2 separate regions of the Homo sapiens genome follow, and region 1 is linked to region 2. Evidence: read pairs that join two places in POLR2A ChIA-PET (ENCODE). Cell type or tissue: MCF 10A. All regions are shown on one strand. Each heading gives the region's core, and the rest is flanking DNA. Links, peaks and the distances in the headings are about the cores only.

Evidence for each region. Peaks named below come from ENCODE experiments on the same cell type or tissue, not always from the same donor. Only the 100,000 strongest peaks of a DNase experiment are listed, where the experiment ranks them.
Region 1: POLR2A ChIA-PET joins it to region 2 with 45 read pairs; 6 of 35 experiments call an interaction of 5 or more read pairs at or near these places.

Annotation. Positions count from the first base shown.
Region 1 is chr21:17,687,824-17,690,745 of GRCh38, reverse strand. No RefSeq gene overlaps it. Among named protein-coding and RNA genes, the nearest start is that of BTG3, 76 kb to the right of the region's middle. RefSeq lists an enhancer at 1,462-2,364. In MCF 10A, for the core only: a CTCF peak has its summit at 1,727 (motif pointing left); a DNase peak (open chromatin) is centred at 1,345.
Region 2 is chr21:17,920,093-17,923,014 of GRCh38, reverse strand. It overlaps a transcript of CHODL not described here. Among named protein-coding and RNA genes, the nearest start is that of LINC03147, 36 kb to the right of the region's middle. In MCF 10A, for the core only: no CTCF peak of the experiment used is centred there; a DNase peak (open chromatin) is centred at 1,254.

The DNA.
Region 1 (2,922 bases), core at 264-2,763, 230 kb after region 2:
GAATGGCTACTCCATAGGCAGAGCACCCCCAAGGGCTTCCGGTTGCCTATTTTTATGTTTATTTCTTGATTATCTGCTAAAGAAGGGGTGGATTATTCATGAATTTCCCAGGAAAAGGGTGGGCAATTCCTGGAACTGAGGGTTCCCCCTTTTTTTAGATTGCCCTGACATTCCCATGGCATTTGTAAACTGTTGTTGTGCTGGTGGGTATGTCTTTTAGGATGTTAATACATTCTAATTAGTGTGTAATGACAATTAGCATATAATGAAAGTGATCAGAAGTCACTTTTGTCGCCATCTTGGCATTGGTGGGATTTGGCCAGCTTCTTTACCACATGCTATTTTATCAGCAAGGTCTTTGTTAACTGTATCTTGTGCTGACTTCCTATCTCATCCTGTGACTAAGAATGCCTTAACCTCCTGGGAATGCAGCCCAGCAGGTCTCAGCCTTATTTTACCTAGCCCCCATTCAAGATGGAGTCACTCTAGTTCAAATGCCCCTGACATGAGGACTTGACATCTCCCTGCTTGGTCTTCTCCCCACCTGGTGCTTAAGAGAAGAGATGGTAGGCATATTAACCCATCCATCACTCACACTATTCTGTACCTGCTCAAGTGACCTAAACCCAGAGCTCTGACTCTGCCTCCAGCTAAGAGGATCAGGCAAGACAGAGACCCAGGAGCTCAGTTCCAGAGCCTCAAATTCATCCTTATGTCTTTGTGATTATAACCCATGAATTGGGGATTTAAAATACGTTGGACCAGAATTTTAAAAAGTCAAATACATTGACTGCAAAAACAAACCAGCAACACCGAGAGGAACTACAGATCCTCTGAAGGAAGCAGACTGCTCCTGCAGGACCTGGGAGACACCCCAAATACTGTGAGTGTCCCAACCATAGAAGTGGGAAAGGAAGATCCACCTCTCCTGGACACACACACCCACTGGAGAAACCGAAGTTCTGTTTGAGGGAGAAGTTTTCGACTTTACCTGGTGCCGAGTCCAGTTAGAGAGCCGAGTGAAATATGGGGTAGAGGAAGCAGCAGAAAGGCCCTGGGAGCTCGCTGGGTCCCTAAGCAGCCAGTTCCTGCCTGGGACCACACATCAGGAGGGTGGCCAGAGGAGCAGGGGGTGAAACTACAGGGAGAAGGAATTCTCTAGCTGAACTTTGTAACAATTTGAACAGGGCAAGAAGCCTCTGGGCAAGAACTCGGGAGGGCACGAATCAGGCATGCAGACTTCACAGGCAGGAGAAGAACTAAAGCGTTATTCTCTCCCAGCTGGGAGGTGGATAGCCTCAGGCAAATTTTCAAGCCCATCTCACCCTCCTCCTGGAAACAGATTCTGGGCTGTTGGCCAGGGCATGGTGGGAGTGAGACCAGCCCTTCAGTTTGCATGGGAGCTGGGTGAGGTCTGTGACTGCCGGCTTTCCCCCACTTCCCTGACAACCTGCATGACTCAGCAGAGGCAGCCATAATCCTGCTAGGTACACAAGTCCAGTGACCTGGGAACCTCAACCCTATCCCCCACAGCAGCAGCAGCAAGACCCGCCCATGGAGAGTCTGAGCTCAGACACACCCAGCCCTGCCCCCACCTGGTGGTCCTAGCCTATCCACCCCGGTAGTGCAAGACAAAGGGCATATAATCTTGGGAGTTCTAGGGCCACACCCACTGCCAGTCCCTCTCCACACTACTGCAGCTGATGCTTTCTGGAAAGCGCCACCTCCTGGCAGGAGGCCAAACAGCACAAAAATAGAGCATTAAACCACCAAAGCTAAGGAACCTCACAGAGCCCATTGCACCTTCTGCCAGTTCCACCCGAAAAGGTGCTGGTAACCACAGCTGAGAGACCCATAGATGGTTCACATCACAGGACTCTGTGCAGACAAACCCCAGTACCAGCCCAGAGCTGGGAAACTCGCTGGGTGGCTAGACCCAGAAGAGAGACAACAATCACTGCAGTTCAGCTCACAGGAAGCCACATCTATAGGAAAAGGGAGACAGTACTACATCAAGAGAACACCCCATGGGACAAAAGAACCTGAACAACAGCCTTCAGCCCTAGACCTTCCCTCTGACAGAGCCTACCCAAATGAGAAAGAACCAGAAAACCAATCCTGGTAATATGACAAAACCAGGCTCTTCAATACCCCCAAAAAATCACACTTGTTCACCAGCAATGGATCCAAACCAAGAAGAAATCCCTGATTTACCTGAAAAAAGAATTCAGGAGGTTAGTTAATAAGCTAATCAGGGAGGGACCAGAGAAAGGTGAAGCCCAATGCAAAGAAATCCAAAAAACTGATACAAGAAGTGAAGGGAGAAATATTCATGGATATAGATCACTTAAAGAAAAAACAATAAAAATTCAGGAAACTTTGGACACACTTTTAGAAATCTGAAATGCTCTGGAAAGTCACAGCAATAGAATTGAACAAGTAGAAGGAAGAAATTCAGAGCTCAAAGACAAGGTCTTTGAATTAACCCAATCTGACAAAGAGAAAAGAATAAGAAAATATAAACAAAGCCTCCAAGAAGTCTGGGATTATGTTAAACAACCAAACCTAAGAAAAATTGGTGTACCTGAGGAAGAAGAGAATTCTAAAAGCCTGGAAAACATGTTTGAGGGAATAATTAAGGAAAAATTCCCTGGCCTTGTGAGAGATCTAGAGAGCCAAGTACAAGAAGCACAAAGGACACCTGGGAAATTCATTGCAAAAAGATCTTTGCCTAGCCACATTGTCATCAGGTTATCCAAAGTTAAGACAAAGGAAAGAATCTTAAAAGCCACAAGACAGAAGCACCAAGTAACCTACAAAGGAACACCTATCAGATTAACAGCAGATTTCTCAGCAGAAACCCTACAAGCTAGAAGGGATTGGGGACGTACCTTCAGCCTCCTCAAACAAAACAATTATGAG
Region 2 (2,922 bases), core at 179-2,678:
AGTCCCCTCCCTGCTTGAAGTTGTCCCACCTTTGCTTCCAATTGTCCCACTTTTCCAGAAGGAACCAATGTTCATCTTTCATATGTTGACTGATGTCTCCCGTCTCCCTAAAATGAATAAAAGCAAGCTGTGCTCTGACCACCTTGGGCACGTGTCTTCAGGACTCCTGAGGCTGTCACGGCTGCATGTCCTCAAACTTGGCAAAATAAACTCTCTAAATTAACTGAGACCTGTCTCAGATATTCAGAGTTCGCAACCTTTAGGAGCTACATCTCAGTGCATTCAGTAAAAGAATAAACTTAAAGCTAAGACCTCATAAGGAATGTCACCCCACATTCCTGAAATCTAATGTAAAACATTGCTGTTGTTATTGTGTTTAATTTCCACATAAATAGCAGTAATACTATCACACTACATGGGCAATTAAATAACCCTTTATTTAATTAAAGTACTTCATAGATAAGTGTGCTAACAACCTTATCAGAGCTACCACTGATGAGTTCCAAACCAGATTTATCAACCCATCTTGAGTGTCTCCTCTGATTCTTCAGCCTCATCTATTTTGTGGGCCATTGGCTGCTTTCTCTGTAGTAATTGCAGCCACAGCAAGTCATACTAGGCTGTCCAGACATCCAGAATCTCTGGGCCTCGCTCCACCTCTAAAGCAGTGGAACAATGTTGTAAATTTTCTCTGGAATGACCTTTAGCCAACAGGAGACAGGAGACATGAGTGAGCTCACAGATAAATTTCCCCCACAATTTTCCATCTGTTGGGTTGTTCTGAGGTACAGTGTTTTTTTTTTTTTAGAGCCATAAGCAGTGGCCCACTTGGTATATCACCTTGAATTTGCTTCTTAGACTTCTCTGTCTCACTTCTTCTTTTCTTCACTCTAACTGTACTGCCATGTACCTCCTAATTAAGCATTATCACTTCAACTTTCCCTAAGATTCTTTTGGTTAAGTTGAACATGAACTTAACTGTAAATAAGAAACCAGAAATAGCATCATATTTCATAACTTTCCTTTATTGTGGAATAAATCTGGACAATCTGTCAATTTATTCTTTTTCTTGGAAAAAATAGAAATTTGGAGTGTTCACTGAGATAATTTGGTAAAGCACTAAATGCTTATTACTACTCACAGTATGATTAATTTAAACATCTGCTGTCCACATGCTGCATCAACCTAGTCCAGCTCAGCATTATCTCTTGCCTGGACTTGTACCAAAAATTCCTAGCTGGCCTTCCTGACTGTAGCCTTAACCTGTGTCAACACATTGCCCTCCCTGCTGCCAGAATGATTCATCAGTCAGGATATACTAACTGCTGTAATAAACAACCCCTAAGTCCCAAAGCTTAACACAACATCTGCCTATTTCTCACACGTCTCAATTCAATGAGAGACAAAGGTGGATAAATGTCTATTCCACCTAATCTTTTAAGGACTTGCTTCCTTCTTCCTAGTGGCTCCTTCATCCCCCTAGAGTTTACATCCTATTCTAGATACTGTACCTCTCACCTGCCAAGTAGCAAAGGAAGAAAGCATGGAAGATTGTACACAAGAGGGTTAGACCCCCTGCCTATAAGGGGCACACATCACTTCTGCCCAACACACCCTTGGTGGTTAATTTTATGTGTTAACTTAGATGATGTTTCTGAATGGCATTAACATTTAAAACAGTGAACTTTGCATAAAGAAGATTGCCCTCCATAATATAGATGAGGCTCATCCGATCAGTTGAAGGCCTGAATAGAACAAAAAGACCAGCCTCCTCAAGCAAGAGGGAATTCTTCAGCAAACTACCTTCACATTTCATTGGCATCATAGACTCTCCTGAGCCTCTGCCTGCCAGTTCACACTGCAGATTTTGGACTTCCCAGCCTCTATAATCACAGGAAACAATTTCTTATAATAAATCTGTTTCTGTCTATCTATCTATCCATCCATCCTATTGGTCCTGTTTCTCTTGTGAGTCCAGACTAATACAAACCCTTGGCCAAAAGTTAGGTATATGGCCCCTAACTGCAAGGGAGCTTGGAAATGTACCTTGTAGAAGAACAGGCAAGACATGAACAGTGGCAGCAAAACTTTCTAAAATAGGCAAGTGATCATATAACTTCCCTGTATTAAATCCATCTTTTTATTGTCCTTGGAACAATATGAAAACTTATTCTCAAGCTGTCAGTTCTTCAGATCCTTATCTTTGTCTTCAGTGGGGCCTCTGACTACCTCACTAGCAGTATACAGTCAGATGTATTTACTCCGATAGATCTCACTCTCTACTGACTGCAGCTAATCCTCATACAATGTTAATAATAATAGCTACCATTTATTGAGCATGTGCTATCTGCCAAGCACCGTCTCAAAAATGTAAATGTATTTTCTTGTTTAATCCTTACAACAACTTGTGAGTTTAGTATATGATATGGTTGTTCTGTGTCCCCACCCAAATCCCATCTTGAATTGTAACTCCCATAATTCTCATATGTCATGGGAGGAACCCAGTGGGAGGTGATTAAATTATGGGGGCAGATCTTTTCTGGGCTGTTCTTGTGATAGTGAATGAGTCTCACAAGATTTGATGGTTTTAAAAATGAGAGTTTCCCTGCACAAGCTCTCTCTTTGCCTGCTGCCATCCATGTAAGACATGACTTGCTCCTCCTTGCCTTCTGCCATAATTGTGAGGCCTCCCCAGCTATGTGAAACTGTAAGTCCATTAAACTTCTTTCTTTTGTAAATTGCCCAGTCTTGGGTATGTCTTTATCAGAAGCATGAAAACTGAATAATACAGTAAATTGGTACCAGTAAAGTGGGGTGCTGCTGAAAAGATACCCGAAAATGTGGAAGCAACTTTGGAACTGGGTAACAGACAGAGGTTGGAACAGTCTGGAGGGTTCAGAAGAAAACAGAAAAATGTGGGAA